Linked DNA regions of Mus musculus: regions 1 and 2 are each linked to region 3. A link is a loop called in an ENCODE intact Hi-C map of the cell type or tissue named here. Cell type or tissue: left cerebral cortex. All regions are shown on one strand. Region 1 has its middle 83 kb from the start of Gm41418. Region 2 has its middle 25 kb from the start of Gm41418. Region 3 has its middle 170 kb from the start of Gm41418.

Evidence for each region. Hi-C counts contacts between places; a loop is a spot of excess contacts. Peaks named below come from ENCODE experiments on the same cell type or tissue, not always from the same donor. Only the 100,000 strongest peaks of a DNase experiment are listed, where the experiment ranks them.
Region 1: a loop joins it to region 3, with 5 times the contacts of the local background. A loop is called at or near these places in 2 of 42 quality-filtered maps.
Region 2: it touches region 3 in a loop (3-fold over the local background); 2 of 42 quality-filtered maps call a loop at or near these places.

Annotation. Positions count from the first base shown.
Region 1 is chr16:9,358,616-9,366,615 of GRCm38, reverse strand. No RefSeq gene overlaps it. Among named protein-coding and RNA genes, the nearest start is that of Gm41418, 83 kb to the right of the region's middle. In left cerebral cortex, a CTCF peak has its summit at 4,318; DNase peaks (open chromatin) are centred at 3,583, 4,326, 5,003 and 5,588; H3K27ac peaks cover 2,119 bases.
Region 2 is chr16:9,301,167-9,309,166 of GRCm38, reverse strand. No RefSeq gene overlaps it. Among named protein-coding and RNA genes, the nearest start is that of Gm41418, 25 kb to the right of the region's middle. In left cerebral cortex, no CTCF peak of the experiment used is centred here; a DNase peak (open chromatin) is centred at 4,952.
Region 3 is chr16:9,448,245-9,456,244 of GRCm38, reverse strand. No RefSeq gene overlaps it. Among named protein-coding and RNA genes, the nearest start is that of Gm41418, 170 kb to the right of the region's middle. In left cerebral cortex, no CTCF peak of the experiment used is centred here; DNase peaks (open chromatin) are centred at 1,374, 3,296 and 4,008; H3K27ac peaks cover 760 bases.

The DNA.
Region 1 (8,000 bases), 90 kb after region 3:
TCCCATCTCATGCCCCCATCTCTGGAGAGGCTGGCCTCAGGCAGATGGGATTTCCATGGGGAAGGCTGTCCTGCCCCTTCATTTGCCCAGCTGTCTTCATCTCAGGGTCTCCATTTGCTTCCTCATCAAGGAAGTCGAAAGCAGTAATTATTTCAATCTGCACAAACTTAAAAACCCAAAGGACACTCTGCGGTGGGGTTGTCGGCCCTCGGCAACACCAGCAGGACATTTTTAGCTGGGTGGCATCCTCCAGTGGAGTTGTCTCCTAAACTGCTAAGCAGACATACATCCATCTATAAAGACGGTTAAAGCTCCATGATGCTCTTTGTAAGAAAGTCCAAAACAGGACAAGAGACAGATACCAACCTATTATACCCAATGATCACACGCTGGTGCATCTTGTTCTATCCTGTGCCCTCAGAAATGACATACTTGCCTGTAACATAAGTAAGTCATGCTCACCTTCATGACTAAACCATGATTCTCAGACATTGATGTCCCCACCCGAAGCTACGTTGTTGGATTGTGCTGAGTAGATTTGCCCTTAGTCTGGGCTGGGAATGGCATCCATACCACTAGACGAGCTGTTCATGGAACAAATGCAAACATACGACTAGGGTCTTGAAGCAATATTGTTTGAAGGTCTTTATAGGCTTTCATTCAAAGCAGCCCCTGGCAGCTCTAAGGGTCACAGGTGTCCATATGTTATCAATGCGTAAAGGAAGATCTATTTCTGATCACAGAAGACATACAGTCATCACGGCAGGGCAAGCGTGGTGCAGGAGCATGAGGTGGCCGACTACAACTGTAGTCAGGGTACAGAGTACGTACAGGAAGCCAAGGTGGTCTGCGAACCCTGGAGGCCCCTACCCAGGGAGCCACTCCTTCAAGCAAGGTGCCACCTCCTAAAGGGTTCACAGAGGTCCAGCCGCTGAGGACCAAGAGTTCAAACAAACATCACAATGACCAGTGTTTCCAAACTTTTAGATGTTCAAATGCGGAAGATTTTACTCTCAAGATTTTATTTTGTTTTGAGGACTCTCAAGATTTGAAAACTGGCTGGGCTGTGGTGGTGCAGGCCTTTAATTCAAGCACTTGGGAGGCAAAGGCAGGTAGATGATCTCTGTGAGTTCAAGGTCAACCGGTTTAGAGAGTGATTTTCAGGACAGCTAGGGATACACAAAGAAACCCTGTCTTGTAAAGAACAAAAAATAAACAGAAAAAACAAAACAAAACAAAACAAAAAAACAAGAAACAAAACAAAAAACAAAGAAAACAAAAAACAAAAAAAAAAACAACAAAAAAAGACAGCAAAGATTTCAAAACTTTTATTCAAATATAATTTGCACCATGAAGGTATTTTAAGTGGATTACTGAATCATTCTAGTAGATTCATTGCTTCATATGACCATCAATATCCTTTCATCACCCATCAAGAAGTTCTGCCTGGCTCAGGGCCTTAGCCTTAAGGAATCTCTGATCTGTTCACTTAGCATGGCCTCTTCCCAGTACTGCAGAGAAATGGGCACATGTAGTTAGTATGTGGCCAATGGCAGGCAGCTTTGATCACATGGCATGATGATGTCAGGGCTCAGCTTCACTCCTCACCTTGTGTTCTTGGGCTCATAGTTGTCACATACCCAAGTGCCACTTCCTGCATTCAGCACTTACTATTATCTTAATATTACTCACTTAATAAAAGACAAAACAAAAAACAAAAAAACGGCTTTAATGAGTTGGCAGGACACTGAAATCAGCATTAGTGTCACCCAGAAAAGGAAAAAAAAAAAAAAAGTTCTCTTTCTAGCAGTACAAGATAGCTGCAAAATAAAAATAGAAATAAAAATTACTAGTGTGAACTGTAGCTCTAAACAAATGTAAATAAATAAATAGTTGTTGTTTCATCATATTGAGTTCTGGTGTGTGTGTGTGTGCGTGTGTGTGTGTGGGGGGGGGGGAGATACTGAGCCTGAAAGTCTGGACTTAACTAAGGCTTGCTTTGCTGGTGTAGAGATTTATGGAGAGGGGTGTTAACGACCCATTAGCACCTTACTCAGCCCACCCCCCACCCCCACCCCCACCCCCACCTCCACCCCTCACCCCTGCTCCAGAAGTGTGGGAAAACCCACTGAGACACAGTTAGGAATTGAAAGTCTTTCTCCTGCTGTGCCCTTTGTTTTCCATGCTCATTCCTGTTCTGCTTGAACCAAGTAAGCAGATGTCATCATCGGAGGCCACTTCCCTTAGAGTTCCTGGAGTTATTCTTTGATCCTCTTAGGTATTCAAGTGAGTGGCCTGAGTCAGAACTGTGTGTCCAGAAAACATCAGCTCTTGACTTCAAACCACAAAGAACAGGTGTTTCACAATTATGTGCCAGACACTTAATTGGCACACAGCCAAGTTACAGAAACCTCTTCACAACTTTTCACACTTGCTGATGGGTCTTCACAATGCAAGAAATGCTACCATTCACTTCAGATTTCCATTCATAGATCCACCGCAGGAGAAATTGACTGGTTTTCAAGTTTTTTCTGCTTTGCGTTTCAAATGTATACAGTCCTATTGCCCCTCTATTAAAAACCCTGTAGAAACAATTGTTGGGTGTGGCACTGAACTACAGCCTAGTCTAAGAGAAAAGAGTATGGGAGAACAAGAAATGGTAGTGGAGAAAAGGAAAAAAAGAGAATATATTTCTTTTTATATGTACAATCTAGACTAAACAATACATATGAAGATAGATGTCGACAGACAGATGAACTCAGTAAGGGTACTGATGGAGGATGGAGGTGATAAGCAGGAAGGGAAACAATGGGGGCAGTATGTGGAGCATATGAACAAAGCACATCATTCGTGTGTGTGTGTGTGTGTGTGTGTGTATTACACATTATGTATTATACACAAATGTACATATTACATATAAACATACATGCATACATACATACATATGAAAATGACATAATGAAACTCATTACTTTGCACACTACCTTAAAATATTTTTGTTTGTTTGTTTTGTTTTTCGAGACAGGGTTTTTCTGTATAGCTCTGGCTGTCCTGGAACTCACTTTGTAGACCAGGCTGGCCTCGAACTCAGAAATCTGCCTGCCTCTGCCTCCCAAGTGCTGGGATTAAAGGCGTGCACCACCATGCCTGGTCTTAAAATTAATTTTAAGATGCACTCAAAATATAGTTCAAGCAGTTCCAACAGCTCCGGGCTCGGTGTTCCTTGCGCCGCTGATGCTGTTTCCTGTGTCAGAAACAGACTTCTCAAGTTCTTCTGTGTAGAGTCCACAGTTCTCTGAGGTTTTGCCTCTTTCAGACCTACCTGGTTGCCCTATCCTGCCCTCTCTGCTTCCCAACACTCACCTATCAGCTTCCAAACACTTAACACTGGACCTGCCTGAGCATCCTTGGTATGAGAAGGGCAGAGGAAATCTTGGAAATACAAGAAATGGACCAGATGCCCCCACCCCCACTCTGGAATCCTGCTGAAGCATCTCCCAGCAGGGCAGCAAGAATGCCACCACAGTTAACAACTGCATGAGGTTCTTCTCAGACAAGAGCCCACAATTTTCAGAAATTCAGTTATAGGAAAGGGAAGTGAGCCTAGCCCTTTATACAACCCCAACAGCTTATTGTTTTATTTTATCAGATCAAAGTTCCATCCAAGGAGTCTCTGGGGCCACCTCATACAGTTCTGCTATCAAAAGAAAAAGGCAGGTGGGGGGCAGGTTTCTTAGCAACCTTTTGAGATGTAACTTGGGAGTCACCAAAAAAGGAAAGTATGGCTAAATGCTAAAATAAAGAATTGCTTGCTTTCTCTTTGAGAAGGCTACCTCTAACTTACCCTATTCTCCCTTAGGACATATACACCCCCACCTCTGCATTGCCTCACCCTCTTCAGAGCATCTCTTGTTCCTTTTTATTATCTAATTTTAATTTCTCCTCTCTCAGCCTCTGTTGATATTTGCTGGGGGGCTAAAAAGACGCCAGCTCAGCTTCCTTAAGCTAAATGTCTTAGATGGCATCCCCAAGTATGTTTCTGTAGTTCTGTCCCTTACAGAAAGGCTCCTAACCTTGAAAACCTCCCAGCAAGGTGATGTTGCAAGTGTGCTCAGCACTCACACACCTAAATTCGGCAGCTCCGACAAAGTCCCCGTCACCTCTTGTTTCTCTCTTCTCTCTAATTCATGGTTATCAAAGCAGAAATAGCAAGCGTTGCTTCCTGGGCTTTGTTCTTCCAGGCAGCAGCCTTCTCGGGGAAGTCGGAGGAAGGAAATCAAGAGCATGTCATCTGGGAAGAGAGTCCACTCAGCAAACGCAGGGAGCGCTCTAAGCCTGGATGCTCTGTCCTGTGTGCTTCCCACGCTCCAGCCAACCCAGGTACACAGGCCTGCAGTCACTGCGGCTGTTGTTGTTCTGTTCTTGTGTCAGACATAATTTCCTTCAGGATACAATCAAGCTATAAAATTCACTCAGAACAGTCACACGTGCTCTGTCCAGCTACAGTCCCGTACTTTGCTCTCCTTTCCTGTCCACATGTAAAAATAATCCTCTCCAATTGTGTTCCCATTCTCACCAGCTGTCTTCCCCACCACCTCATGAAGGTGTCTTTGTCAAGGTCAGCCATAACATCCTGTGGGCTAAAGCAGATGATCTCTGTTTAACCTGCCATGGGTCAGCTGGAGCACTGGCTCTACTCTGTCTCTCCCTCTTGAAATACCACCCTCATGTACCCTCCTGCAGCTTCTCAGCTGCTTCTTGTCTTCCTGTCTCTGTGCCCTAGATGGTCTCTAACTCATTCTCTTCTCTAGATCCAGTTTCTCCAGTGATTTCCAGCCTCTGGGCCTTTAATTCCATCACTATGGCCATAATTCCTACTCTTCTCTCTAGCATCCTCTTTTCCTATTTAATTGCCTCTCAGCATCTTCCCTCTGACTGCAAAGGTACAGAGTTAAACACTTAACTGCACTCAGCTCAGGACCTGCATTGGCCAACTGTCCTGCTATCTTAGTCACTAGCAACTTCGCCAAGCTGATTAGACAAAAACTACTGGCCTCATTTTTGGCCTGCCTTTTTCTCTCACATCATGAGCCATCAACAAATCCTTCCCCATTTCCCTCAAAATGGAGTCCAGGCTGTCCTTCTTCCTGAGCCTCAGCTTTACCATGAAGTGAGCAACATATATGTAGTTTGAAGGAACGCCATCAAATGGTTAAGCATGACAGTAAACTCAGGCAAGGTGCATGGAACACTGTAAACAGAAAGTGTTGTTTTACTCTTCAGGAGGAGAGAGAACGAACCTACCTTGGAGGTGGCGCTCCAGTTAAATCACTTGCTAGCCCTTTGAGAGCCTAAAAGATCTTTCACCTGATTGGATTTGTTGGTTCATTTATTTAATAAGCTTAAGAAATAATCTGATGTGCCTCCTGACTGTAGGCACTGAGATTACCATTTTTAACAGTTGGGACCATGTTTCTGGGGACAGCTAGATCTCACTAGCAGAACAGTCTCTGGCTATTACATGAGCAAAGTAGGCCAGATCCCGGCTGCCACCCACACTCAGCCAAGCACCACCCAGCGTCTGGAACAGGGTTATGATGAGTGATTGAGGGGACAGAAATACCTTCTGGAAAAAGGAGGTTGGCATTTGTGGGGCAGGACATCAAGGCTTTGTTGAGGAGAGCACCAGCTGTCTTATCCTGCCTCTGGGCCTTCTGCTGCCAGTAGCTATGGGCCTGCTTGCAAGAGTCACTATTCAGTGGCCAATTACATGGCTCTATGGTGGAGGTGGGGCTTCAGTGTAGAAGGAAACACCTAGGGGTCCTGAGGACGAGCATTGAATAGGAAATATGAACTTGAACAGTGAGTCCAGACTCAGCCTCAGGCTTTGTATGACAGTCCCTCATGAGATATCAAGTAACTTAGACTCCAAGTTCCATCTTTGGTGTCTGAACAATTTCTTTCTCCTAAGAAATTGTTTCCCTTCATTCAAACAAGTTGTAACTTCACAGAACATGGGTTCTATGTGAAAGCACGTGGGTATTCGGGACAGTGTGTATGGTGCCTTTGGCTTCTTGACTCCCTTCATATAGAATAGGGTCACGTGGTATCCTCTGACATCAGAAGTTGCTGTGAAGATGTAGAAAGGGATTCTGTGAGCAGACTGTAAGGTTGTTCCCTCATTCCTATTGTGCCTCATGCTCAAAGCTGAGAACACATCAAGCAGTCTCAGCCAATCTCTGCCACGGTCATTTCTGTGAAGTCTGCCCATGGTAGCATCAAGTCCTATGGTAAGCGGTGGGTGTCTCCTTTGATCTTTGTGTTATTGCTGCTCAATAAACAGGTGAGAAGTAAAGCAGCTTGAAAGTTTCCTCTTGCTCCTCCTTTAAGGATTCAGTTCCAGATTCCATGAGGAATCACCCAACATGCTGCCATCAAGAGCTCCAGCCTTGAAAGAGGCTGATTCATAACACAGGGTTAACTGGCCGTGGGCACCATAATTTGTATCTGCCCTTGCTGGACTGATGGCCTTCAGACATTTCTCTCCTTCTCTCTATTCCCTCATTTGTATGGAGCTCATCTCAGACCTAGCTGTCTGCATGTTTCTTCTAACCTAAAGGGATTGAGAAGTTGGCTTCATCCTTTGAGCCATTGGGGTTCTCTCAGCTGGGGCTGTGAGCAGAGGAGGGGAAAGAAACAATCTCATCATCTCTCCGGACATCATACACATCTCATTACACCATAGCAATCTCCAGATCAAGGTTTCTGGAGAACCCAGACTGTGCACACACAGTGCAATAGATTCAAGTTTCCACTCTTTGTTTGTACTGCCTTGAGTAGGGTTCAGTTGCTAGCTATGAAATGAACGCTGCCTAAATTCTAGTTGGGAAAGCATAACAGAAGGCACTACAGTAAGGGAAATATGGGTGAGTGGTTTTATCTGAGAGCAGAAACAGGCTTTGGGAACAGTGCCCTTTGAAGCCAATAAAATTTCAGGCATGCAAGCTCACCCTGGCCTTCCTTCATGCAGCCTTGACTCTATTATTCACTTTATGCCCTCATTTCTGGTTTGGCATCCACACAGTTCTGAAGAAGAAAGACTTGCAGAGTTGACATCTTTGGGCTGGGAAGATGACTGTGCAAGCTGTGCCTTTAAGCCCAGTAATTTAAAGGCAGAGACAGGCATATCCCAGTATTTCACTGGCCAACCAGCCTAACCAAAACTTTGAGCTTCCAGTTTAGTGAAAGACCCTGTCTCAGGACAATCAGCCAAGGGTTTGTAATTTAAATGTGTCCATTTTAAATATGATGTCGGCATGAGCCTCTGCATGTTTGCATGAGCGGGTATTACAGGCTGATGTGTATGCACCACACACATACACACACACACACACACACACACACACACACACACACACACACGGTCATACTCAGACACAGACTCAGACACACACACAGGCACTCACATACAGATACACACACACTTGCATACATACACTCATACACAGACTCAGACACGCACACACATGCATACACACAAGCACACAGGCAATAATAGCAATTAGGACAGCTGTATCATTGAGGAATAAAGTTTCTGAGTATTGACTACTCTGTCTATTTAAAAGTATCCAAATCGCATTTAAATTGGTGACCTTTCTACACAGTTTCCCACATACCTTGGATGACACCCTGAGGAGAAATTCTTGTAATAACTTTCAACCAACAAGTATTTATCTAATAAGCTCTTACTTTACTGCTTCAGGAGGCGTTGAGCCTATAAGATTTGATCTCTGCCCTGGAGATGTTGGCAAGGAAGCCAGGAAGAAGGGAGGAGTCGTAAGAGACAATTAGAGAGTAATAGAAGACAAGAGGTAATTAAATGCTAAGTACTGGAAGTAACTGGGTAAAGTTGCAAAGAGACCATTCCATCTCTGTGCAAGGCAGAACTTTCTGGTGGATGGACGGTCCCTTCGGGGTTGGCACAAAGCCAGCTCTTATCA
Region 2 (8,000 bases), 150 kb after region 3:
ATATTGTGTTCCATGAATTCAACTAAACAGAACTTAGGTGATAGCTAAGTTGGTGAGGAGCTATCTTTACATCCATGAAGATCTGTGTTTGATATCCCCCCAACCCCCCCCAACCAAAACGTAAAATAAACAGAGTAGCACATGCCTGTAATCACAGTGCTAGGGAAGTAGAGACTGGCAGATCCTTGGTGCTTGCTATGAACTAGCCAGCCTACCTAATCAGTGCACCCCATATCCCAGGAAGGAACTACCTTAGGAACAAATTAGATGGTTTGTGAGGTTGACCTTTGGCCTTTATATGTGTTAGCATAACATGCACACATACATACACATACTATATGTATACATGTGTGTTTCTCAAGTGTATTTATTCACTTATATGTCTATTAAAAGTAAGATTGTCCACATGGATTGCAAGCTGGTACAACCACTCTGGAAATCAGATTGGCTATTACTCAGAAAATTGGACATATTACTACCAGAAGATCCAGCAATACCTCTCCTGGGCATATACCCAGAAGATGCTCCAACTGGTAATAAGGACACATGCTCCACTATGTTAATAGCAACCTTATTTATAATAGCCAGAAGCTGGAAAGAACCCAAATGTCCCTCAACAGAGAAATGGATACAGAAAATGTGGTACATTTACACAATGGAGTACTACTCAGCTATTAAAAACAATGAATTTATGAAATTCTTAGGCAAATGGATGGATCTAGAGAATATCATCCTGATCGAGGTAACCCAATCACAAAAGAACACATATGATATGCACTCACTGATAAGTGGATATTAGCTCAGAAATTCAGAATACCCAAGATACAATTTGTAAAACACATGAAACTCAAGAAGAAGGAAGACCAAAGTGTGGATACTTCGATCCTTCTTAGAAAGGGGAACAAAATACCTATGGAAGGAGTTACAGAGACAAAGTTCAGAGCTGAGACTGAAGGAAGGATCATCCAGAGACTGCCCTACCTGGGTATCCATCCCATAAACAACCACCAAACCCAGACACCATTGCAGATGCCAACAAGATTCTGCTGACAGGACCCTGATATAGCTGTCTCCTGTGAGGCTCTGCCAGTGCCTGGCAAATACAGAAGTAGATGCTCACAGTCATCTATTGGACGAAGCACAGGATCCCCAATGAAGGAACTAGAGAAAGTACCTAAGGAGCTGAAGGGGTCTGCAGCCCTATAGGAGGAACAACAAGATTTTGCTGACAGGACCATCAATGGGAGGAGAGGCCCTTGGTCTTGGGAAGATTCTATGCCCCAGTATAGGGGAATGCCAAGGCCAGGAAGGATGAGTGGGTGGGTTGGAGAGCAGGGGGAAGGGGGAGGGAGTAGGGGATTTTTAGAGAGGAAACTACGAAAGAGGATAACATTTGCAATGTAAATAAAGAAAATATCTAGAGAAAAAAAATAGATTATCCACTTGGGGTTGTGATGTGGCTCCGATGGTAATGTTCTTACCTAGCAGTCACAAAGACCCAAGTTTGATTCCTAACACTGCATAAATCCTATGTGATAGCACATGCCTGAAATCCCAGCACGTGAGCAGTAGAAAAAGAAGAGTCTGGAGTTCAAGGTCATCCTCAGCTACATTTAGATCTTTCATCACCCAGCCTCATAACCTTAAGGCACAGAAAAGTTGATCGTCGTTCTGTGATAGCTCAGACGATGTATGGCTGGAAACTCATCTCAACTGGATCTTGACCTAGAATCACATTTTAAGTATCATGCCCCATCCATTTATTCTGAGGAGTCATGTTTTTATCTTAAAAAAAAATTAAATGCTGGGGCTCAGTGAAGTTCCATAATGTGCTGGTGTCACCTGTTAGTTTGCTATGGAGGTCTGACTCGCTTTTAAAGGCTTCTTCTCTTCGCCATGTTAGAATGCACCTGCACTTGCTGAATCAACCAGCCTACAGAAGCACCAACCAGGGACCACTTTCAGAACATGAGCTCAGGAAGGAAGAGAGGACTTATGAGGGGTTATCAAGATGGGCTGAGATTTACCCTAGCCACTGTTTCCTCCAATTGCCCTACAGTTTTATTCCCATACAGGAAATCAATTTTTGCCTATCCAAGTAGTAGGTGTTGAGGGATTCAGACAAAATGAAAAAGACAAATTTTTAGCTCCCAAGATGCTTACAAAGCACACAGCTATGCAACAACAGACAGCAAAACAAAAAGAAGGAAGAGAAATGAGGAAAGGTTGAGGGGATTTGGAGCTACTGCAAGATAAATGTGAGGAGGGTTTATTAAGCATGGTTTCCCCAAAGAGAAGGGTTGGGGGCAACTGGAATTTAGAGAGGCTAAATGGTGTAGCCTTTCTTAAATTAGACTGGGGAAATGTAAGTAACCTGTAAGTCAACTAAAAAGGTGGATCTCCAAATTTAAGATACGAGTAAAATATCCAATAAAAGCAAAACATGTGCTAATGAATGGAACTTATAGTTCTCTAAAGATGAAAAGCAAATGGACAATAATATTTTTAAAGTGTTGAATTCCCTTAGTCAACAGGGAAGTGTAAATAATTAAAGCTACTGTGGCACAGCAGTCAGATGGCTACATCTAGTAAACAAATGCTAATTCTAGCCAGGAAAGCACATAGGTGATCTTCACTCTTCTCTCCTCCAAATCAAATCCCTTAGCCTCATCCCCAGCAGAACATCTGCTTCACCTCTGGCCCCACTCTCAGGGGACTATGCAGTCCCTGCTGGCACAGCCTGCTTTCCTCCCTCCTATAGACTGCCTCATCTCTACCTGCAGTTCTAGCCCATCTCCACTTCTAAGTGTCAGCTTCCAATACCTAGAAATACATTCTACCCAGGACCTACAGAGACACACCTGGCAAGATCTCTGAAATATTCACTATCAAACAGCCCATAGCCACCGCGTTCTCCCAAGAACAAGACTGGGCAACAAAAACCAAGGAGCACCGACTCAACAAAGGCAAGATCAGACATCAGCATCTAGAATTATAGCCATCCCAGACCCAGATGCCTAGATACCAGCATAAAAACACAATAAATTATAGGGGGGGTGTGTTGTTTCCCTAATTGGTTCTTGATTGTGTCAGTAACGATGGTGGAAGCCAATTGCCTGGCAAGGGGAAAAGGGTGGGATTTCCAGGTCCCTGGAGAAAGAGGAGGAGGTGCAGATAGAGAGGGGCTTTGATGGAGAAGCATGAATGTCATGTAAGAACTGGAGGCAACAAGAACCAGTGGAGGCCTCTGCCACTGGAAGACTTCTGTATAGGATAGCTGATGAGTTTAGGGCAATAAATCCTATGCCCAACAATTGTGTCATCTGGCTAGTTTCAAAGCATTAAAACTGACGGGTGTTTTCCATCCATAGTGATAAAGTAGGCAGAAGGAAAAGGGGGCAGCCAGGGCGGTTTTTGGAGCTAGCTGAGAGGGGTTGAGAGTGATGACTATTCCCAGTCAGGGAACCAGCTGGCCATTGGCGGAGCTATGCAGGGAGTGAGACCAGCGGTAGTGTATTCTCAGAGCTGAGTGTGACCCCCGAAGGTGATAGCATAGATAGTTTAAAATTACACACAGCCTTAAATAACAGCCAAGACCATGTGTTTCTACTAGAGCCCAGCAATCTCACTATAGTAGACCCCGAGTATTTCAATATAGATAAAGCACGAGACAAGAGTTTCAAAATAGTCTTCATGAGTATGATAGAGGTCCTTAAAGAGAATATGAATAAATCTATTTATGAAATCTATGAAAACACACAGTAGAATGAGATGAATGAAACAATTGAAAACATGAAAGTGAAAACAGAATCAATAAAGAAAACTCAAATTGAGAGAAAACTGGAATAAAAAAATGTACGAACTCATACAGAAACTGCAGAGAAGCCTCACCAAGAGAATCAAGAGAGAAGACATAGAGAAGGACTCTTAGGTGATGAAGACAAGATAGAGGAAATGGATATCTCTATCTATCAGTCCAAAAAGAAAAAAAAAAACAATTACAAAATGTCCAGGAAATCTTGGACACCATGAAAAGACCAAATCTAAGAATAAAAGAAATAGAAGAAGAAATTCAGGTCAAAGACACAGAAAGTATTTTCAACAAAATCATAGAGGAAAATTTTCCCAACCTAAAGAAGGAAATGCCTATCAAGGTAAAAGAAGCTTACAGAACAGCAAATAGATTGAATCAGAAACAATTCCCCTTGGCACATAATAATAAAAATATGAAATGTACAGAACAAAAAAGTTAATAATAAAAGCTGCAGGGGGAAAAGACAAATAAACTTATAAATGCAGACTTACTAGGCTAACACTTGACTTTTCAGAGACGACTCTAAAAGCAAGACGTTTCTAGACATATGTTCTACAAACGCTAGAGACCACAGATGCCAGCCCAGGCTACCATACCCAGTAAAACTTTCTTTGCTGTGAATGAAGAATGAAAGGCATTATTTGACAAAAATAAATTCAAGCCATATTCATCTTCAAATCCATCCCTACAAAAGGCACTAGAAAGAAAACTTCTATTAGAAGAAGTAAACCCCACCCAAGAAAACAAAAGGAATCAATAATATCAGACAAGAAAATTTAGGGGTGGAGCACCACAGTAACAAAATAACAGAATCAACAAGCACTGCTCACTGATAACTCTCAACATCAGTTGTTTCAATTCCCCAATAAAAAGACAGACTAACAGAATTATTATTGTCTTATGTTTAGAGACATGGTCTCTCACTGATCCCAGAACCTGTGGAGTAGGTCAAACTAGACAGCAAGCTAATCCTAAGGAGAGTTCTGTATTCTAGACAGAGCACATCCTCCTAAGACTCATGAATAGTCATAAGCCTTGAAAGGGTTGTCACAGAGAGCTTTCTAATTAGAGAAGCAACACCACTGGAAAGCATGCAGTTTTATGCTAAAAGATTCATTATAGATATTTTGCCAAACACAAAAATGTATCTCATGACTTCCTTCCATTTTCACACATACACATTTATACAGACACACTGAAATCTGGCCCTGGGTGAGAGTTATTTTCAGAGTCAACAGTTTCCATGTCCCACACTGAAAATCGCCTATTAAATTCTAGATGCTGTGATATAAAAAGTACTTTGTCTTATGTGTACTCACTTTGCATTGTGGTTGCTTGGTTTTAGAGATTAAAAAAATACATGATATATATTTTGACATAATATTTTTATTTCTCCTTTGAAAAGGAGAAAATACATTTATGCAATGTATGTTGATAATATATAGCCACCACTACCTGCTTCCAACTTCCCATTATGGACCCCATGCCTTCCTCCCAACTTTATGTTCCCTTTCTCTCTCTCTCTCTCTCTCTCTCTCTCTATATATATATATATATATATATATATATATATATATATTATCAGAAACTTGAGTCCAAGCAATGTTGTCTATTTTGCATGGATGTGGGTCACCCACTGGACCATGGGCATCCTACAAGCAACCATGTGTCCAAAAGAAAGTGACTCCCCACTCCCTCACCCTTCTACAGGAGACTTAGATGGTATGGCCCTGTATGATGAAGGCTTCCCTCCACACCCATTCTTGATGAGAAAGGCAATCTTTATCTAAACTGTTTATCCATGGTGAAAATGATGCATACAACTTCCTCTGGGTGGACCAAACCTTTTGCAGAGAGGAATGACCTTGACAGGAAGCTTGTTGGCTAAACACTAGCAGCTGACCCATCTAAGTACCTCATTAGCATGGAGAAGCACATGCTCTGTGCTACGTGACTAGCAGTCACAATCCTCATGTGGGGTGTCATAGTCATGTACAGGAACTGAGTCGGGAGTGGATGAAATGACTACGATTCTCAAATATGCAAATTTACTGGGGTTTCTGAATTCACTCAACCTTCCAGTTCTTCTCTGGTGACATGGTTTCATTTGCCCCACAATGGCACTTCTGCTATGGATAGAGTCTTGGGCTTTTAGGGTTCTTCCCTGATCCACGCTGGAATTCTGATTAGCTTGATCTTACACAGGCCTTGTGAAGGTAACTACAGCTGTTGCAAGTCTGTGTGTTCAACTGATTTGTCATGTCCAGTAGAGAGCATTTTTCAGCTCTTCTCCCCACCCTCCAGCTATTACATTCATTCTGCCCTCTCTTCTATGGTGTTCTCTGGTCCTTGGATAAGGGAGGTTGATAGAGATGATGTATACACAGCTGAGCAAGCAAAGTTATCTGTACTTGGCACTCCAAACAGTTTGAGTCTCTTCATTAACTGCTAGCCATGAGAAACTTCTCTCACAACAGTTAAGAGGAGCATGAATTTGTGCTATAAATGAAAATATTAAGAAGGCACTTTGATGGGCTGGAGAGATGGCTCAGCGGTTAAGAGCACTGACTGCTCTTCCAGAGGTCCTGAGTTCAAATCCCAGCAACCACATGGTGGCTCACAACCATCTGCAATGTCATCAGAAGCCTTCTTCTAGTGTGTCTGAAGACAAGACAACTACAGTGTACTCATATACAATATAAAATAAACAAGTAAATCTTTAAAAAAAGAAGAAGACACTTTGAAACCCAGTCATTTAGCTAAACAACAGTAAGCCCTTCCCCCAAGAAATAGCACAGCTTATGAGTATTCCCTCATGCCACTTTATATTTTTATAAATTATACCATTTAGTATAAAAGCTGACTTATAATAATGAATATTATTTCCATTGCCTTATGGCCAGACATTACATAAGCTCAACTTTTTGCTACTGCAATTAATCCTGCGATAGATATTCATCTATATAAAACCACACACACCCCCATCTGTGACCCTGTGAGTAGGCTCATACTTTAAATCTCTTGATATGCACTTGCTTTACCCCCTAAAAAATATACACGAGATGAGGGATTTGGCTCTGTGGGGAAAGAGCTTACTGCTTAAGTATGAGGCTCTGAGTTCAGATTCTCCTGAATCTACATAGAAACAAGGCATAGAATCCTGTTTGTCATATCTATAATTCCAGCGAAGAGGAGATAGAGACAGGTATGCCAAGGGGTTCACTGGCCAGCCAAGCTAGCCAACATGGTAAGCTCCAGTTTCAGTGGAAGATCCTATTCCACAAAATAAGATGAAGAGCAATAGACACAGACACCAAATGTTGATTTCTGGACTCTAAGTATACATGCATAGGCAAGTGTGCCTGTGCGCACACACGCACACATGCATGCACACACACAAACACATTGTACATACACATATAAATATACAAGTTCACCCATATCACCCCCTCATGACAAGTTCACTTCATCCCAACTTTACTAAGAATTGAGTAGGAGCAGAAAGTCAAAGGTAAGTATAGCCCAGTGCATGGCATATTCCCCATGTGCACCCATCTAATGTACTACTACAGTGGCTGTACTCAATGTCCTTCTCAGCCTGAGTTACATTCACTAGGCTTGATTACATCTCTAGAATGACTCTCTGTGCATGCTTCTTTCTGATGGGTGTGTTGCTTTATATGGTGCCCTTACCTATCAACAGCATCAACCAAGTCCTTGCCCAGCCTTGATATGTGAGCTCATTCTTTGTTATCACTATCTGGTCCACTATGTGTTGACTCCTTAGTTTGAGGCCTGTCTGTCTATCTTAGTTATGGTTTCTATAACTGCATAAAACACCCTGACCAAAAGCTACTTAGGGAAGAACGTTCACACACCATCACTGAAAAAAAGGTGGACAAGAACTCAAGGCAGAAACCTGGAGGCAGGAACTGAAACAGAGACTGTGGAGAAACACTGTTAATGGCTTGCTCTTCGTGGCTAGCTCATCCTGCTTTCTTATACCACCCAGGATGCCAAGCTCAGTGTCAGCACTACCCACAGTAGGCTGAGCTCTCCCACACCAATCTTTATTCAAGAAAATGCTTCACAGACTTGCCTACAGGTAATCTGATGGCAATAGTTGAGACATCTTTTCCCAGATGACTCTAACTTGTATCAAGTTGATTTTTTTTCAAAAACCTAG
Region 3 (8,000 bases):
ACATTTTCAAAGAAAACAAAAACTTTCTGAGGCTTACTCCAGCGCTGGATACTTCTGAGGTTATCTGGTAACAATTCAGAATTGGTTCATCAACTGTTATTCTTATTGCAGGACATACAAACTTCTTAAGTACTGTTGATCAGTCCTAAGAATGCTGAAGACTCTCATAGCAAGCAGAACTGAAGCCTAGGGTCCCACAACGAGCCATGGTAACAACGACCCACAGATGAAGTGATGTAGGGCAATGAAGACTTCAAGTCCACATAGGTCAAGCCATGTTTATTTGCAAAGCACTCAGTCCAATAAGGGCATTGTGGTTTGCATGTAAAATGACTGCTGTAGGCTCCTATGTTTGAGTCCTTGGTACCTGCTGTGGTGCTCTTTCAGGTAATTTCCTTGGAATGAAGCCTAGCTGGAAGAAGTGCATCACTGATGGGCAGGCCTGTGCAAGTTACTCCTCTGTTGCTGTATGCTTTGCCATGTCCAAAGAAACTGCAGAAAGTAACAGTTTGGTTTGATTTATGGTTCCAGAGGGTTAGAATAAAAAAAAATGGCCTAGAGAGCAAGGCCTGCTGTCAGCTGATCACATTTCCATTCACACACAGGAAGCTGAGAGGGAAAATAAGAAGTGCGGAGGGGCTGCAAACCATTATAGACTGCTCTTCCAGGTGCTAAGAGTCCTTCACACCACAAACAGTGCCACCATTGTGTGACATAGATGGGAATCTATGTGGGTCACTTATCACCCAAAGCACCACATAGCCTAACCCCACTTCCTGTCAGTTTTCTACTTCCTGATGTGCCCACTGCCTCTTCTGTGATGGGCTGTATCCCCTACAACTGTGAGCCAGAATATCCTCTCCCTTCCTCAACTGCTTTTGGATCATTTTTGTCACAAGCAATGAGACAAGCAGCACAAGGAGAAAAGTATGCTAGTGTTCCTGCAATAAAATCAACCATCCACCTTCCTAAACATTTAACTCACTTTTTCTTGCTGTTCACAGTGAGGTTTTTGTTTTGTTTTTCTGGAAAGGGGAATGTCAAAGTGACCCATCTTTGGGAAGTGAGGGATATGTACCCCCAGCTTGCAACTCTATGCTGTTACTGTACAAAGATCCCTAGCAGGAAGCTGTCCTGTGGAAAATGTTCTGTTCATATTCATGAAGAAATCTAACCTAACCGAAAGCAAAGGTGTGTGTGTGTGTGTGTGTGTGTGTGTGTGTGTGTGTGTGTGTGTGTGATCGCGCGCGCGCGTGCTATGAATTTATTATTCAGATCAAATTCAGAGAGAAGTAAATTTAGTGAATCAGTGGATTTTCTATATAGAGCAAGTTATTGCATGATCTGAGTTCTTCTATCTGAGACCTTGGAAAGGTGGTACTTGTGACTCGCCCACCATGTACTGAAGAACTATTTTAGGTTGAGAGTGATTCTCTCTGGAGGGAAAAGATTAAAGGAGACAACTGTATGCCTCTCCCACTAGAGCCATCCACTTGAAGGTAGCACTAGCAGGTGGCATTAGAACAATACACTGAGGGAGGCGCTATGTATAAGGAAAGTCACTCACAGACCATAACTACGATCAAGAAAAGCAGTTCACAGACCGTCACTAGGATCGAAAAGAATCAGGGAAACTTTTCAGAGGTGAAAGCATCTGACCTGCTACCCAAAGTGTAAGTGGGAATTTTCTGATGTGGGATAAACTGTTTCCCACACTCAAATCTGTATGTTGGTGTTCTAACCCCCAGGAGGGTATTCCTCTCATTGCCTGTATTTTAATTGTCAATGGTTTTTATTACTTATGGTCAACCATGACCTTAAAATATTAAATAGAACATTCGACCCTAAGTAATGCATACATTTTAAATTGTGTTCTACTCTAAATAGTGCCATGAAGCCCTGCATCACCCCACTCCATTCTGTCTGGGATACGAATCATCCCATTGTCAGGTATGTCTGCAATATATATAGTACCCACCCATTGGTTATTAAGCTGTCTTCATTATTGGATCAACTGTTATTGGTCTCATGTTTGTCTACATGGATCTTTATTATGAATGCCTATCCTGTGTGATGGAGGATGCTTAAAACCACGTCTATTTCCTACCCACTACAGGTGAGTATCATCACCTAGAGCAGTTGTAGTCACCTAAAACTGTTCCAAACATTCCCAAAGGTCCTCGGGGAAGCTCAAACTGACCCTCAGTTGAAATCAACTAAGATGAACGGTAATCCCTGAAGTGAGAAAGCCCCAAAATAGAGTTGCAATACCACCAGGAAACGGGCTAGAAGTACAAGCTGTAAGACTGGGAAGATGGATCAGTAAAGTGCTTGTCATGCAATCACGAGGACCTAACTTTAAACCCAGAACCCACACTTGCATCCCAGCACTGTGAAGGCAGAGACAGGAGGTCCTGAAGCTTGCTGGCCAGGCAGCGTAACCCAATCAGGACGTTTCAGGTTCCTGTCTCAAATAATAATAATAATAATAAGATTGGTGGATTTTAAGAAACAATACCCAATCTTATCTTCCAGCTTCTCCATGCCATGCATGTGTGTGCATGTAAACACACACACAAAATGCAAACTGTGAGGTAACACAAAAGCCTCCACCGTCAGACTCTGTCTAGGTGATTGTGACAGACTCAAGATTAAAGTTTCTATTCGAAGACTCACAGGACTCATCAAGCCAGCACAGAGAGGATCTCTTGGTGCTGAGGAGTCCAATAGTTCTTCCTAAGAACATACACCACAGACCCATTGCCTCCTCTCAAAATGTCCTTTGCTCCTTAAGCACTGTGACTCCACCCCAAAGCATAATCATCTGACCCCAGAGACATCAGTTTTCTTCCCATTGTTGTCTTCCTCTGTTTGGGTTGCTATAACAAAACACCACAGACTGTGTGGTTTATAAACAACAGAAGTTTGTTTTTCACAGCTCTAGAAAGCTGCCAAGTCCAAGATTAAGTCGTTGACATATTTGCTATCTGTCTGATACCAACTTTCTTGTTCTTAAACGTGGGTTTCCAGGGTCCTCACATTGTAGAAGGTACAGACTCACCTCCTCAGCCCTGTTAGAATGCTATGACTGAGAGTTCCACCCACACGTGTTCCTTATACTCCACATATCTTAGCTTCCCAATATTACCACAGCGGAGGCTGCAAGCATTCATACATATATATAAGAATTCTAGCACTGGTGAGGAGATCTCTCAGAAGCAGGATAGAAGCTTGCTGACCAGAATGGGGGCAAGCAGGGAAAAGGAAAAGCTTCCTTCTTTAATCGCCAAGTATGGAGCTTCGTCACCAGAAGATGGAGCCCAGATTCAGAGTAGGTCTTGGACCTCAAATTATCCAGGTTTAGGGTGGAGCTTTCTACCTGAAATAACCCAGCCCACAAAAATCCCTCACTGGAGTGCCCCCAGCTGTCTATGTTTTAGTTATTTCTGGATGCAGTCAAGTTGACAGTCAAGATTAGCCACCACACTAAGTTCCCTAAGCACTAAAAATTTACATAAGGATAAAACAGAAATGCATGACAGAAAAAAATGGATTTAAGGAGTTATAGTAAGGCACACAAACAAGACCATTGGAAACAGTAATCCCTCATCAATAACAGATAGTTGAGTCCCATGAGCTTTGCAGGAAATCTTAAAAATTTCCAAGGACCAATGGCTTGAATCAAGGAGCATTAGGAAGGAACTTCCTAGTAGGAACAGCACAGGGAGGACAAGAGCAGATACACAGAGATACAAAGTGCCAGGCAGTCTGCAAGGCTATGTGACATAGCAGCAGAATCCAGGGCTCTGAGTGTGAAAATCTCCATACCCCTGCCCTAGTCAGTCAGTAGGACCACATATAACAAGACATGGCACAAGACATTACAACTCTGCAGCGGGACATAAATCCAGTCTAACAGGCCTGGGTGATTCTCCGTATGAGATGTAACAATGTGTTACAGGGAACTGTGGTCCAACAAGGTTGAAGCTGCATAATTCAACATGACAGCTGGGGATGTCTGGGAAGAGGCATCTGTCGCCACACAAAATGTGCTACTTTGCATGGCAGTCGTATGAGAAGACATGAATAAGAATACAACACCAACCAGAACTTGCCAGAAATCAGATGTGGAAAGAGATCACAGACACAGAGAACAAAATACTAGGACTCTATCACAGGGGCTCTTTATGACCCTAAGAGTAAAGCCTCCACTAATAACCATACGTGTTTACTATTAACAATCAATGTGTTGCACAACGTCTGTCCCAGCATCGGGAGTAACTGGGACCAGCAGGACCCAGGCACGCAGGAACTCCACCAGACCAGTGGCACAGGTTTCTTCTGGTCTGGGCTGGTGTCCTGAGCAGACCTTGGGAGCAAACTCCACAGCCATCCCCACAATACCCAGAAGAAGCACCACTCCCAGGTGCTCTGACACACCCAGGATCCCAGGATCCCAGGATCCCAGGAGCTTGCTCACACTAGGATCTCAGGGCCCCAGAGGCAGCTTGACTCCCAGGAGGTCTGACACACCCAGGATCTCAGGAAGGACAGGCTCCAGTCAGATATAGCAAGGGCAGGTAGCACTAAAGATAATCAGATGGCAGGAGGCAAGCATAAGAACGTAAGCAACAGAAACCAAGGTTACTTGGCATCATCAGAACCCAATTCTCCCACCATATCAAATCCTAGATACACCATCACACTGGAAAAGCAAGATTCGGATCTAAAGTCACTTTTCATCATGATGATAGAGGACTTGAAGAAGGACATAAATAACTCCTTAAAGAAATACAGGAGAACACAGGTAAGCAGCTAGAAGCCCTTAAAGAGGAAACACAAAAATCCCTTAAAGAATTACAGGAAAACAATCAATGTGTTATCTCATTTAATTCTATTTATTTGTTTATTTACTTACTTTTACTAACATTTTGCATGTGTGTATAGTTATGCTTTCTATTTCTCCTGTACTATTTCATAGTAAAAGCACAATAAAACTTTGTGCATAGTAGGTACAATAGAAGTCTATACATAGTAGGAAATCTGTCAACATTTATGGGCATGGGGCCAAGCAGCATTTGGCATCAAAAAGAGAAAGAATTTGAAGGTAAAATCAGTTCATGCCTTTGTTTCTAACACGGAATCATGAGGGAGCATAAAGTTAGCATCTTTTTCCTCCTTCTCGTAAAAGTTGAAGAGGATTCCTCTCTAGAAGCTATGATAAATGAGGTAAAAAAATTTTTTCAAGAATATTACAGTGTTGCACAAGCAGTTACCTTCACATATTTATAGCCAGATCTCATTAAGTTTTATTAAGGCTGGAATCTGACATGTTGGATGGAGGCTAGAGGACATTTACCAAATTAATGGTGTAAATGAAGTTGCAATGAGCATGCCGTTCCCTCTTGAAGAGGTTGCAGGCACTTGAGAAGCATCTGTCATTAGGAAAATTAATTGGTGCTACATGTATGATAGGCTATTAATTGAATATAAAGTCTCAAGGGACACAAAATAGAGTAGGTTACTATACTTCCCTGTGCTTCAGTTTTCTTATCTCTAAAATTTACATAGGGTAACCTAATTCACAGTCAAATAAGGGATCAAATAAGAAAATGCATATATTTACACAAAGGCAGGTCAGCTCTGAATATACCTTACTTGCCTGGCATGTATACAATCCTAAGCTCAGCCACCAACGTCTCAATCAGTGAAACAATTCACCCTTGCAGTGCTATATCCATATATAAATACAAGCAAATATAAGTGGATTGTTTCAAGGTTAAGATCACATATTTGGCAGTCAGAAATAGGTGGGAAATTTTGCTTTGCCAAGAGGGTGTGATTGTAAGTAAACTATATCCTTTCCCTGTCACCCATCAGTTATCCCACTGGTAATATAATAATGCCATTGGGCTGTTAAAGAGAAAAATATGCAATTCCTCAGTCAGTATCTAACATGAGATATGTGCTCAATAAAAGAAAATGTATGCATTATCAAAGAGCTAACATTAAAATGTTATTGTGCAGTGCCCTGTTATCTTCAGTTTGAAGCTGAATATTGACAAATTAATACCAGAAATAATTGCAATTAGCACTTGTCTCTATTACATTGTATGTGTTAGTATTCTAGGGGAGGTGAGAATTAGAAACAAAGTCGTGCCTGGGACTGCCATTGGCTCTTTTCTCTGCCTTCTCAATTATTCGTGTTCAGCAAGTTTCTGTGGTCTTAGACGTTGCACTACTGGCCTTTTGTTAAGTGCCTGTCTCTACCAGAAAGTAATAGCTGTCAGACAGGTTAAAACTGTGCTCTGTGCTCTGTGCATGGAGGCAGATGCCTTCTAATCCCAGCACTCAGTGGGATCTCTGAGTTCAAGACCAGACTGATCTATTGAGCGAATTTCAGGACAGCCAGGTCTGCACAGAAAAACTCTGTCTCCAAAAAACAAACAAACAAACAAACAAAAAAACCTAAAAATTCTATTGGGGAAATGACTGGGTGAAACAGCTGGTCATATCACATCTGCAATCAGGAAGTAGAGAATAATGGATTCAGAATGCCCCCCAGCTCCGTTTTTCTACTCATACAAACCAGGATTCCAGCTGGGGGAATGGTGCCGTTAATAGTAGGCACCTCTTCCTACTTTCCTGAGACCTATCTCACAGATGGCGTGTCCTAAAAATAAGTCACAGCTCTGGGAAGGTAGATGCAGGCAGAGCCTTGGGGCTCACTGGGTAACTAGTCTAGTCTAATTATTGAGTTTGAGGCCAGTGCAAGATGCAATCTCCAAAACAACAAACATGGTAGGTTAACCTGGACCAGTGTGTCAGTCTTCAGTGATAGATTCCCAAGGCAGTGTGCCAGGGGATAAGAAGAAAAAGGATAGAAAAGTTTAGGATCAGGAGGTCTTATACAAGCCCGTGACTCATACAAGCAAGTTTGTTAAGAAGTACAGTATCTTTAGTATGCAGGGAGAAAATGGGACCGAATAAATGGAAAGTTATCATACAATGGTACAAAGTCAAGAGGAAGCTTAATCAAGCCATGTGGCACAAATGGAAGCCAGGATGAGCTCAAGTGTTTCACAGACCACGCATACAGCAGCCTGGAGACCGGTAACTTGTCTTCTTTGGACGGCACAGGGCTGAGGAAGGGAGGGAATAGTAGGTTCCCAGGAACCTTAACTCCTTCAAGGCCATGTTCCTACCCCAGACTGGACCTTCCCAAGTCTGCCGCTGGACAAGGACCCAGAACTAGAGTCTCTTTGTTCCTTTATCAGGACCTCTGAGAAAGCCTTAGATCAGCCTGGCTCCCAACAGTGCATGCCACCTAAAGAAAGACTAGCAATAACCCCTGTCCCCCTCTACAAATACATATTTACACACACATGAACATACAATACATGCCTATACCTTTATATACATATCACAATATCAATAATAATCATAATGGTAATAATAGAACAATTAAAGCCATTTATGAACCCAGCCATGACAAGTAGCAAGCCTGTGTGAGTCTGCTTGGCTCATAATAAGGTCTGTTATAGTATCATCATCTTTGGGGTGATTTTATACAGTCTAGAATAATCTGCTTAACCCTCTGAGCCATAGAGGCCTTGGAGTCTTGTTGCCAAGGGATTTTGTAACCTCTATAAAGTAGGACTCATTCCCATTTCATGAGCAGCCTCTCTTCTACTATAATCCAGAAAACAGACTTTTCCACCTGTCAAATACCATTTATAAGAGTCAACCAGTATCATCCAAAGTAGGAGCTAAATATAATCACTTTCACATTCACCAGAGATACCATCAGACTGTGTCCTGTAATGAATTCCTATTTTATAATTAATTTTTTTCTGGATGAACCTCTTCTAAAGGAACTTGTAATTCAGATTCTTTTCTTTATTTAGGTTTTAATAAAACCAGATTTCAACAAAATTAGAATTATGCATGTTAGCTACATAATAAAATATTATTATGTTAAAAACACTTCCTCATGTGAT